2 separate regions of the Homo sapiens genome follow, and region 1 is linked to region 2. Evidence: chromatin contacts called from ENCODE Hi-C or POLR2A ChIA-PET data. All regions are on one chromosome and are shown on one strand. The core of a region is the stretch at or near the end of the contact, and the rest is flanking DNA. Distances in the headings are between cores, read along the strand shown.

Region 1 (5,563 bases), core at 1,277-3,776, 61 kb after region 2:
GGTACAGAGAGAACATAAAATAAAGAATCTGGGCTTGCTGTGGTCTTTATTAATTTCTTCTTTATTATGAATACCTCTGCTATGTTCTTCTAAGCCCCCACCCTACCATATGCGATAAGAAAATATAAAAGAGAGCAGCATAGTGTCTACCATTGGCACAATGGGTTGTGTTTCTCTGACTTTGGGGCCTCGACTTGTTGGAGAAGACATCATGAAATGCTTGTGTCCCCCAAGGATGTGAGTTTATTGAGCAGACCCTCGAAACTGGGGCAGCAGTAGAAGCTCTGGTGAGCGTTTGGGGTAAATTTTATGATAGGAGGCTAGCATGCCAGAATAGGAAACCAACTTGTAAGGATGCAGAGGGCAAGACACTAGGTCCAGACGGGTCAGAGAGCACCAATCAAATGACACACATCTGGGTGAGTCAAATTCAGAGCCCAGAAGGTCAGAAAATTAGCAAACTCAACACTGGTATGCTGCTCTCTTTTGTAATTCTACCCCATATGAGTAAGCAAGGGCTCCTTGAATTTTCTGACAGTCAAGAGGGAGGATTAAGGAAGGACAGATGATGGGGTCTTCATAGTGGTTCCAAGAGTATCTTCCACCTATCGGGATGGGCCTTTCTCCCACTTGGGACTCAGCCTGGAGATGTGCATGCAGCTTCCTTGATGGGGCTGCTGGTTCACAGCACCCTAACCATTCAGGGGCTGGTAAATTTCCCTTTCTTGGGAATAATTCTTGGTCCCACAAGGTATTCTTCCTTACTCTTGACCTATTTTGAGGAGGAAATGGGGACAGGAACGATTATACAGCAGGTATTATCCCTGTATACTTTGGGAATAGAGCTAGGGAAGAATTTTGAGAGATTCAGAGTGGCGGTGAGGGCAAGATGAAATGAAACTGGAGAAAATTGCTGAGCTGTGGCTGTGTAATTGGAGGAGGCTAATCCTTGCAGAGAGGCACTTCTGGGCACCAGAACTTCTCTTCTGCAGATGACCATCTCCCTGAAGGCTGGCGCTTCTGGTTCAAGATGGCATGGATGGCTGGGAGCTGCCTGCACCAGCTGGTGGTGGTGGTGGGGACCCACAGGCCTGGGTGATATGGTCTGGCTGTGCCCCCACCCAAATCTCATCTTGAATTATAATCCCCACATGTTACAGGAGGGACCCAGTGGGAGGTAACTGAATCATGGGAGTGGTTTCCCCCATGCTTTTCTCGTGATAGTGAGTTCTCTTGAAATCTGATGGTTTTATAATCATCTGGCATTACTCCTGTGGGCGCTCATTCTCTCTCCTGCCACCCTGTGAAGAGGTGCCTTCTGCCATGATTGTAAGTTTCCTGAGGCCTCCCCAGCCATGTGGAACTCTGAGTCAATTAAATCTTCTTTCTTTATAAATTAGCAGCATTAATTTAGACAGACTAATACACTGAGGAAGAGTAGGGTGAAGGTTAGACTTTACATACATAGTACCATGCTGAGTTTGGTTTCAAGGGCCAAACTGGTGAACTCAGAAAGGGAAGCCTGATGTAGTTGGAAAAGTCAAACCTCAGCTCCACTACTACTAGCTATGAGGCTTTGTGAAAATAAATTAACCACTCTGAACCTCAGCCTCTTTATCTGTGGTGGTAGGCTGAATAATGACTCCTCCAAAGATGTCCACATCCAAATGTTCTGAAACTTGTGAATATGTAAACTTACATGGTAAAATTGACTTTGCAGTTGTGATTTAGTTAAGGATCTTGAGATGGGGGCAGAATTTTGGATTGTCTGGGTGGGCCCAACCTAACCCTAGAGTTGTTGTAAGAGAGAGGCAGATCAGAGTGAGAGTGAGGAAAGCAAAGGCTGGAGTGATGGGAGGAAGGGTCACCACCTACGGAATGTTGGGGGGCCTCTAGAAGCTGGAAAAGGCAAGGATACAATTCTCCCCTAGGGCCTCCAGAAGGGAGGCAGCTCTGTCTACAACTTGATTTTAGCCCAGTGAGACCTATAAAATGCAAAATAAAGGTACTCATCTCATAAGGCTGTTGCCACAGATTAAAGGAGACAATGTATCTGAAGCACTTAGCATAGTGTCTGCCACACACTAGGTGCTGGGTAAAAGGTAGATTATTTTATGCTTTTTTTTTAGAAATTATACGATCCGAGCCAGGGTTGGATTCCATCTGACTTAAAGCCCAACCACTACATTATAGTTAAAACAACTTGTAGTGGTTGGAAGTGGATGCAGTTCTTCCAAAGAATCCGTGGTAAAACATTTTAGGATTGCTGGAACTCAAGGAGATGCTTCCAAATTCTTTATCTCAGAAAACTTTTGGGACCCCAGCATCCCCTTTGGATAACCTGTTGCATCATCAGGCCTCCAGACATGAGGCTGAATTCCTGCATCTGAGTTCTGCACATCTTGGTGGTTTTTGCAGGATTGCATGTGCTCTTGAAGCACTGTCTCATATAATGTGGCAATGGAGACAAAAAAATGTCACCAAGGTGTGGCTATGGAGTGGGAGAGGAGGACTTAGAGGATGTCATTAGCAAATTGCTGGGTGGCTGCCAGGGTGTTGCAGAAGTCTGGTGACTTCATTTGATAATTTGCTGATCATTCAAGTTTATTCCTTTCTAGGTTCCTGTCATCCTCACTGGCTTTGTTTTGCAGCTGAGAGACTGAATATACAAATGGGCAATGGCCAGACCAGATATAAAAATAGAATTCAGACCCACAGTCTACAGCAGCCAGCCCAGGAAACCAGCTCATGACCTACTGTTACCGGCCCAGGAAACAGGTCTGCTATAAATCAGACTTGCAGGAAGTCAGATCACTGTCTGTAGAAACAACCCATGAAGCCAGACAATAACCTCTGTACAATTGCCCCCAAATGGCCAGGAGTTAATTAATAATGGACTGCTTCCTTGATTTTCTTCCCTGATTCCAATTTAGGACCAACCAGAGAAAGCCAATATGCACCTCTAATTATTCATGTAGGATGTCCTGCTTCTAATTAGCCCACCTCCATGTAGGCGCCCCCACCCTATGCCAACAACCTCCCATCAGGGTGAGCTCAAAGCCTTCCCTCTTTGCCATTTTAAAGCTTTCCCACTTATCTGTTTGCCTTTGATTCTCTGCCAAAATGCAAAAGATAGTGAGTGGCCGACTCCCTTAGTATATATAGCAAGCTCTGAATAAATAGCCTTTGCTTTTCTCATTTGGTTGGTCTGCATTTATTTCCACATGCCGTACAACTAGCACATGTGAATTTGGAGGTAAGGACACGTTCTACACTCTTGGACCCAGACAAATTTGGTCTCACGTGATTGGATCAGAGGGACAACACTTGTGGTCTCATGAAGCGCCAAGGCCTTCTTGGTTCCTGTCTTTGTGGCGTGTGGATGACTTCTCTAGGAGCAGGAGATGACTGTGATGGAATAGTGACTAAGTTCTATTTGAACTTGAATTAGTTATGGCACAAATGGGTGGAACATAAAAGAAGTAATTAGTAAAGGCAAATGGGAAAAGCCCAAAATTGGAATTTTGTTTTTAAATAACACTTGGGAGAGAACAAATTAGGAATGAAGACAACCTATTTCCCCATTCCCTGGCACACAGATCTCATTTTAAATAAAACAATAAGGAGGTAAGTTTTAAGTGGTGTCATAGGGAATGTTAGAAGCTAATGTTACTAATCTAAAAACTATCACTGCAAGGAAATATCCAGGTGGTTATGGGGCAGAGATATTGCAGGAAGTCTCTGCAGATATCTCAAATTGTTGGTCTTTGAAAAAAAGGTCCACATGTGATGCTCTCTGCAGTGTCATTGTCAAGATCATAACTAAGTTTATTGTAAGCCATTATCAAGATGCATTCTCATGTTGTGTACCTGGCTCCAAGGACCACAGTTGATTATTATCTTGGGGGACGTTTATTATTCCCTCTCTGTCTTTGTAAATAAAAATGACAAGTCAAAGTTTGGTAGTAGTTGAGAAAATTGTTGACGTGTAATTACAGGAATTTGCTTCTTTGGTTCAGTTTGTTACTTTGAATCTTTACACTGTCTGCGTAGCTATTGTGGATTTATTATTTTCTGTAGCTGCACAGAAAATAATGTTTTAATGGTTTTTCATAATAAATAATATTATTTTCCATTTTATGTGGCATGAAAACTCTTTCACATTCATCACTTTGATCTCCCTGACTCCACTACCCCGTATGAGGCTGGTAGAATATGGTGGGACAAGTGTCACAACCCATTGAACTGATGATCAAAGATGCAAAGAGGCCACATGTTTTGCCCAAAGTCGTGCACTTAGCAAGCCAGAATTCAAACCCTGACCTGATATCAAGAGTTTACTGCCTGTCAAGAGGACTTGCAATCCTTCCACTGGACACATTTCAGATTTAGTTTCCCCTTTGAACTGATAACAACTGTTTCAAAAGTAAGAACCTTTTTGGATTAAGCTTGAAAAAGGAGAATTGAGGGAGTTGGAGAAGATGTTTTCCTGTTTTAACAACTTAATTAACAAGTATGGGGTGAGGTGGGGAGCAGCGGGGGCCTGAAGAGGAAGTCGTTTTGCAGACACATCACTTGTGCATGAGATGTCAAATATCTGTACACAGGGTCTGGTCCGGTGCTATGGTCCAGCATGGTGGCCACCAGCCACATGTGGCTCTTGAGCACTTGAAATGTGGCTCACTCACACTGAGATATGCTGCCACTGTCAATTCCACATTGACTTCAAAGCCTTAGTATGAAAAAAAAAAAATAGCCTATTGTGGTGTTATGATAGGTACTGGTTTTCCTCCGTGGTTCCTGGCTTGTGACTCGCATAGCCTTTGTTACCATCTTTTATTATGATGTTGGGTGTGTTAAGTCTCTGACCTACTTCTGCCCCTTTTCACCTGCCCCAGGGCAGGACTCTACTGCTTTTCTGATTGAGGTTCTTTTCTTTTTTTCAGGCTTAATTCACTTTATTTTTCTTGTATAAAAACCCTATGTTGTAGCCACAGCTGGAGCCTAGGTCCACTGCACAGAGACTCCGTGCAGCTGATTGAGGTCCTTAAGACCTTCCTATGAGTGGTTCCTACCCTGTGCCCTGGGGAAAGGAATGCTGACATCATGAAGCTTCCATAAAAACCCAGCGGACAGGGTTCAAGGAGCCTCCAGACAGCTGAACATGCTGAGGTTCCTGGAGGGTGGCACCGAGGGAGGGCGTAGAAGCTCCACACCCTGTCCCCCATTCCTCATCCCACGTGTCTCTTCATCTGTATCCTTTGCAATATCTTTTACCATAAACCGGTAAACATAAGTAAGTACTTCCCTGAGTTCTGTGAGCTGCTCCAGCAAATTCACTGAAGCCAAAGAGGGGGCTCTGGGGACCCCAACTTGAAGCTTGTTGGTCAGCAGTTCCAAAGGCCTGGACTTCTGACTGGTGTGGTCGGAGGCAGTCTTGGGGACTGAGCCCTCAACCTGTGGGATCTGACAAGGTCTCCAGGTAGACAGTGTTGGAACTGAATTAGAGGACAGCCAGCTAGTGTTCCCTGCTTGGTGTGTGGGGAAAAATACCCATACATTA
Region 2 (5,771 bases), core at 323-2,822:
CACTCCAAGCTGGGTAACAGGGCGAGACTCCGTCTCAAAAAAAAAAAAAAGAAAAAAATCCATCATCAAAAATTGTTTTTAGTATTCTATCAGGTGACAACTCAATTAGCTTCTCCTTTAATTATAATAAAAGCCAATACACTCTCCCTAAAAAAGGAAACCATCTGATTTACAAAAGATTCAAAAGATTTGTTATTCAATCATTGGAGTCATTTAATTTTCCAACTTTGGGAAAAATAACCAAAAATGATGATTAATTATATCTATTTATTCTTACATTTAGGCATTTTGTTTCACCCACTGTTACCAGAAAGTGTTAGGGAAATCTAAATACTGTTAATTTCAATATGCCTTTGCCAATAGACTATTTTTGATAAAATGCTTTTACCTTATCAAGGGCTTTACATCTATTTTATTTGAGACATTGGAGCTGCTAATTTAGTTCATTTAATTTATGGAAAATGTCTGTCATCCTATGAACAAATTGATAAAGTCAATCCTCATTGTCTAACCAATCAGTGAAATTACTGAGGCTTTCTGTTAGAAACAATCCGCCCTCATTCCTCAATTCAAGTGAATGTGTTAAGATGTGTCTCTGAGACAGTATCTCACTTCAAAGAGTGCTGTGGGATAAAGCTTACAGACTTGCCACCCACTGCATGTGAGTTTCTCTCCTTGCTTGCTTTCTCTCTGGTGGCAAGTTCTCTGTCAATACTTAGGAGATAGAAGAGGAGAAACAACAGTTTAAAACAGTCTGAGCATCTAAGTTGGATTAAAAAACTCCATCTCTGAAGCTATGTTTTCCTTTAACAGAAATATGTGTGACTGCAAGTTTATGATGTTTTGATTAAACACCAATATGTCAAATTGCCCTTGGCTTGATGCTCTAGTCTTTATGTTCTGGGGCACCCACAAGAGGTGCACTTTTCTTTTGTAAGGAGGGAGAAGAGCAGTTGTGAATGGGAGGTTGGCAAAGGAGACCTGGTCCGTTCTCAGCAGGTCAGTATCTGTCAAAATTCTCAAGGAAGTTGCAGATCTGGAAATCTGTTTGCATTAACCCAACTCTAGAGTGCCTACGCCTGTGGAGGCCCACAGACTTTTGAGGAGAGGTACAAAGAGTTGGATTAACAAAAATATACTCCCAGATCCCCAACTTCCCTGGGAGTCTTGCCTGATACTGATGTTCCTCTTGCCTGAAAGAGTTCCTACCACCACCCAGAAGGTTAGCAAAGCAACCCTCCTTTCTATTCTATAGGGTTTATGAATGAGGACCAGAGGCTTCCAGACCCTTCCCTTCACCCCTACCCCAGACCTGCACCCTCTCCAACCACATGCTCAATGTTGGGAAGAGTCAGGTGCATGGTGCCTTTAAATATGAAACTTAGAATGCAAGTTAGGACCAACATGATTAAAATATTCTTTTTTTCTTTTTGAGACAGGGTCTTGCTCTGTTGCCCAGGCTGGAGTGCAGTGGTGCAATCATAGCTCACTGCAGCCTCGACCTCCTGGGCTCAAGCTATCCTCCCCACCTCAGCTTCCTGAGTAGCTGGGACCACAGGCATGCGCCGCCACCCTGGCTAATTTTTTTTTTTTTTTTTTGTAGAGATGAGGTCTTGTCATATTGCCCCTGCTGGTCTTGAACTCCTAGGCTCAAGCAATCCTCCCACTTCAACGTCTTAAAGTGCTGGGATTACTGGTGTGAGCCACTGCACCCAGCCTAAAATATGGTTCTGATTCTAGTAGACAATGAGTTTTCTGGAATAGTAGTGCAAATTTTAATCCAACCTAAAAAAATTCAAAATAATTATTAGTCAATATTCTAATTCACATTGTGGAGGAAAAACTTTTTGCTAGATTCACACGTCAGTAGTTTTATAAGCAGGCGTGAAAACACAGTAGTCAAGAAAAGGAAACCTCAATCAAGTAACAGCAGGAAGCCTTCACTCACTCCACCTCCAGTAGCCTTTAAAAACAGAAACAAGGGGCCGAGCGTGGTGGCTCATGCCTGTAATCCCAGCACTTTGGGAGACTGAGGCAGGTGGATAACTTGAGGTCGGGAGTTCAAGACCAGCCTGGTCAACATGATGAAACCCCATCTCTACTAAAACACAAAAATTAGCTGGGCATGGTGGTATGCACCTGTAATCCCAGCTACTTGGGAGGCTGAAGCAGGTGAATTGTTTGAACCCAGGAAGCAGAGGTTGCAGTGAGCCAAGATTGTGCCAATGCACTCCAGCCTGGGCTGCAGAGCAAAACTCCATCTGCAAAAATAAAAATTAAAAAAAAAAAAGAAAACAGAAACAAGCAACATATGACACACAAAATACACCTCTCCTCGAGCAAAGGCTAGAGCATTTTTCCAAGATGGGTTTTTCTTGAAGTTTGTTTCAGAGGGAGTAGAAAGGCCAGGAATCACCGCAGATGCACTTGAGCCCCACTGGGAAGGGAGACGGCCTTATCTCGAGCACTGGCTTGGAGGATGGGGGCTGGGAATATGTAGGAGGGAAAAGAAAAGAATGAGCTTGTCAAGTTTTGGTTGTCTCAGTGCTTCTGAAATAGGTGGAAATTATAGCTCAAGTCCCTTCACCATGGGAACATCTGGAATATAAGTACTTCTGTGCACATTAAGAGGACTATTTATAGTTTTCTACGAATGTTAGGGAAGGCAATTATGTAAAATACTACTATATTATTAGGTATCTGAAAAATACCAGGCTTGCAATAACTGTTTGCAAAGATCTAAAAGCGATTCAGACTTTCACAGATCTGTCTTCTCCAAGTCGGTAAGTACTGGTTTATTTTCCTGATGCAGCAACACCACTCAATTTGAGCTCAAGTCTCTGCTGACACCAACAAAGTGATGTCATCAGGCGTGTTCATCCTGCTGGAGTCCTGTTGGTGCTGGTTATACCACTTGAACTGAGGAAATGTAAGCCCACTTCTGGGATTATCTGGAAAATCCTCCAGCACAGAACTGTGGCTGTTTCATGACCAAGTGGAAGAGGCTACAGATTCCCACAAAGAACTACAGGCATGAGGAGCTTGCTCTTTAGACACTGAGGTGTCTTGATTATGAAGACCTTCTGAGGGTGGCTGGCAACTTTCTGACTTTTAAATATCTGTACCTCCTCAACACTGGCAGCTTTTCAATTATATGAGGTTGTCATGTTAGGTTTCAAAGCATATTTCTGTGGTTGTTACAGCCCATGAGCCTGGGGCAGCGATGGTCAAGACTCTGGTCGACACTTGGGAAAAGCCATTGAGATTTGGCCCTTTGATCGCTTTACTGGTTTTGGACAAGTTTTGTTTTAGTGTCTTCCAAGAATTGATGGGAGGTGGGAGGAAAGGCAGGTGAATGCTTTGATGCCTAGGCTTCAGGTGTCTCCATAGCACTTAACACCGGACGGCTGTGTGTGTGCACTCAGCACTTGGAGACGTAGGGTTTTGGGGGCTGACAGGTGCTTTCCTGTCTCTATCTCATCTGGAAACTTTTCAGGGACATGATTAATAAGCCTAGGATTATTTCATGCTAGCTTATTGTAGGGAGATCTGTATAATATTGTAGTGAGGGTTTTTTTTTAAGTAACTAACAATGTAATTATAAATTACATTTTGCTCTAAGTTACAGTTATATGTATATATGTGTTTGTCTAGACAGATAGATAGATAGATAGATAGATAGATAGATAGATAGATAGATAGATAGATGATAGATAGATGGCTCTTTTGCTTTTGCGTGGCTCTGAAGGTTTTATTTTTCAGGCACTTTGGGAAGTGACCTAGTATGATGGAAAGAGCATGGAATGGAGATCCAGGAATCCTGGGTTTCAGTCTATGCTTTGAACTCATTCGCTAGGAGAATTTTCGTAAATTTCCTGGCTTCTCTAGGCCTTGACTGCATCTGTAAAATAAGTGACTTTGATGCTTGGGGATTCCTGGGATCACTCCTACGCCTAAGTTGTTTGTTGGTGAGATAAACCATACTGTTGGTTCATTCAAGCAACACCCCTGGCCAGGGAAGGGCTTCAACCCACAATATGGAGAAGGAAATTAGACAGCCAGGAAGCATGGGAATAGAGATAGACATAAGTACATACGTCATGGTTTTGTTGAAATAAATAGGAAAAAACTGGAAACACTGCCATGGTTAAATAAATGATCAACTGTCATAAGATGAAATAATATGTAATCATAAAAAGTATTATAAAGCATTTAATTATACAGAAAAAATCCTAATATGCATTAAGCTGTCAGAAAGCAGGCTATAAATAGTCTATCCAGCATATTCTCATTTTTGAAGAACAAAGGGGTTAGGATGGGACCGGGTGTCCAGGTAAAAGAATATTTTGGCAAATTTACAACTCAGAGTTGATTTACACATGGTTTTGCCATCATATACTGGAGCTTTTTCTCCTTTGAAATGTCTCCACTGTAATCAAGCAATTTTCTAAAGCAACACAAGACAATTAACAGTTCCTACCAACTCTCCACTCCACTGTTGCTTTAGGAAGCATTTCCCAGGCCTATTAAACAAGAACGTGAACGCTGCTCTCACGCAGAATAGGCGTGTGTTATACTGAGGGGTCCTCTTTTCTTGTCCCTTATTCTTTGAATCACATATTGAGAAACTGCTAGCAAAGAAGAAATTAAATTCCAGAGTAAACCAGTAGAGCCGTGAGAAGAGAAAAAGAGACATGAGAGAAAAGTTGTCTAAATCCTGTTCACTTAATAATGAAATAGAAAAGCGTAGGTGTGGAAGAAGGATTATGGAGCTGTTAGGGAGCTGGTCATCAGAGTGGCAATGAAACCACTGGCTACCAATGGAGAGGAGGAGGAGCACCATGCTTAGAAGGAAACCAGCAACTAGAAAATCCAAGAATGTAGCTTGGAGGCCGCTCATAATGCAGCCTCCTCAAGCATGTGATTTAATTTCATCTTGAACCACCCAAATCCTCTCTTGAATATTAAATTCCACTGAATGGTATTGTTTGCGGAACTCTCGTCTTCATCCACAAAAGAGGAACAAAATTACAAAGGCTGAAAGTAATTACATTTTCAATAACCTGAAGCTACTAATTCTTAAATGGGTCTTCTTAATTTCAGGGCACAGTTTTAGAAATATTTAACTATTATCTCTCCAAACTGCATTTCATTTTAGCAGTTGAGGATTGAGCAATTGATTGGTTATTATTTCTGCGAATCAAAAATATGAGAATATTTAAAATACAATACCCCCACGCTCTAAATCAAACACAAATGCAAGTTAAATGTCTGAGAGAAACTATGTTTCACTTTCCCAACATCATGGCAGACCTGAGTGCCATGTCCTGGCAGTTTAAGGAAAGGTCTGAAGGCCTTTCCTCAAACGCCAGTGAAGCCGGGATGGTTGAAGGGCGCCAGTCCTGCTGGATCCTAGGCTAAGACATGCATGTCCCCCACGTGGTGTCACCTCGTCATTCCTGAGAATCGATGATACCTTCCCTGTGTCAGACACACAAGAACTGACCTTCCACCTTCTCAACTGGAGCCTGAACTTTCTGCTTTTGGACGTATAAGCACAGCGTGACACAGTAGACAAGAAAGAGGGAGGCTTCCTTTTGTAGCCTAATGAATCAGTCTCCCAACGAGAAGACGATTCTCTAAGAAAAAGCCACCCCAAGGGTCCCACTTAATAGTAAATTATTGTTTTAGTGCATCGAATTGTACCCTAGAGGCCCAAAGGAATTACGATTTTACTTTTACAAAGTGATTTACATAGTGGAGTGTAATCT

The links. Hi-C counts contacts between places; a loop is a spot of excess contacts on that map. ChIA-PET counts read pairs that join two places held with the same protein, here RNA polymerase II (POLR2A). Pooled maps may share reads with other maps.
Region 1: a map of breast epithelium shows a loop between it and region 2 (7-fold over the local background). The contact joins two enhancer-like sites. A Hi-C loop is called at or near these places in 4 of 168 maps with a recorded cell type or tissue (breast epithelium, endothelial cell of hepatic sinusoid, heart right ventricle and 1 more), 11 of 37 single-sample maps with no recorded cell type and 13 of 50 pooled maps. POLR2A ChIA-PET finds 5 or more read pairs at or near these places in 1 of 52 experiments (activated B cell).

What each region holds. Positions count from the first base shown.
Region 1 is chr18:63,109,550-63,115,112 of GRCh38, forward strand. No RefSeq gene overlaps it. Among named protein-coding and RNA genes, the nearest start is that of BCL2, 210 kb to the right of the region's middle. Within about 2 kb of position 2,527, at least 6 of the 41 ENCODE cell types and tissues checked have a DNase peak (open chromatin) inside an H3K27ac peak, as active enhancers do.
Region 2 is chr18:63,049,264-63,055,034 of GRCh38, forward strand. No RefSeq gene overlaps it. Among named protein-coding and RNA genes, the nearest start is that of BCL2, 270 kb to the right of the region's middle. Within about 2 kb of position 1,573, at least 2 of the 41 ENCODE cell types and tissues checked have a DNase peak (open chromatin) inside an H3K27ac peak, as active enhancers do.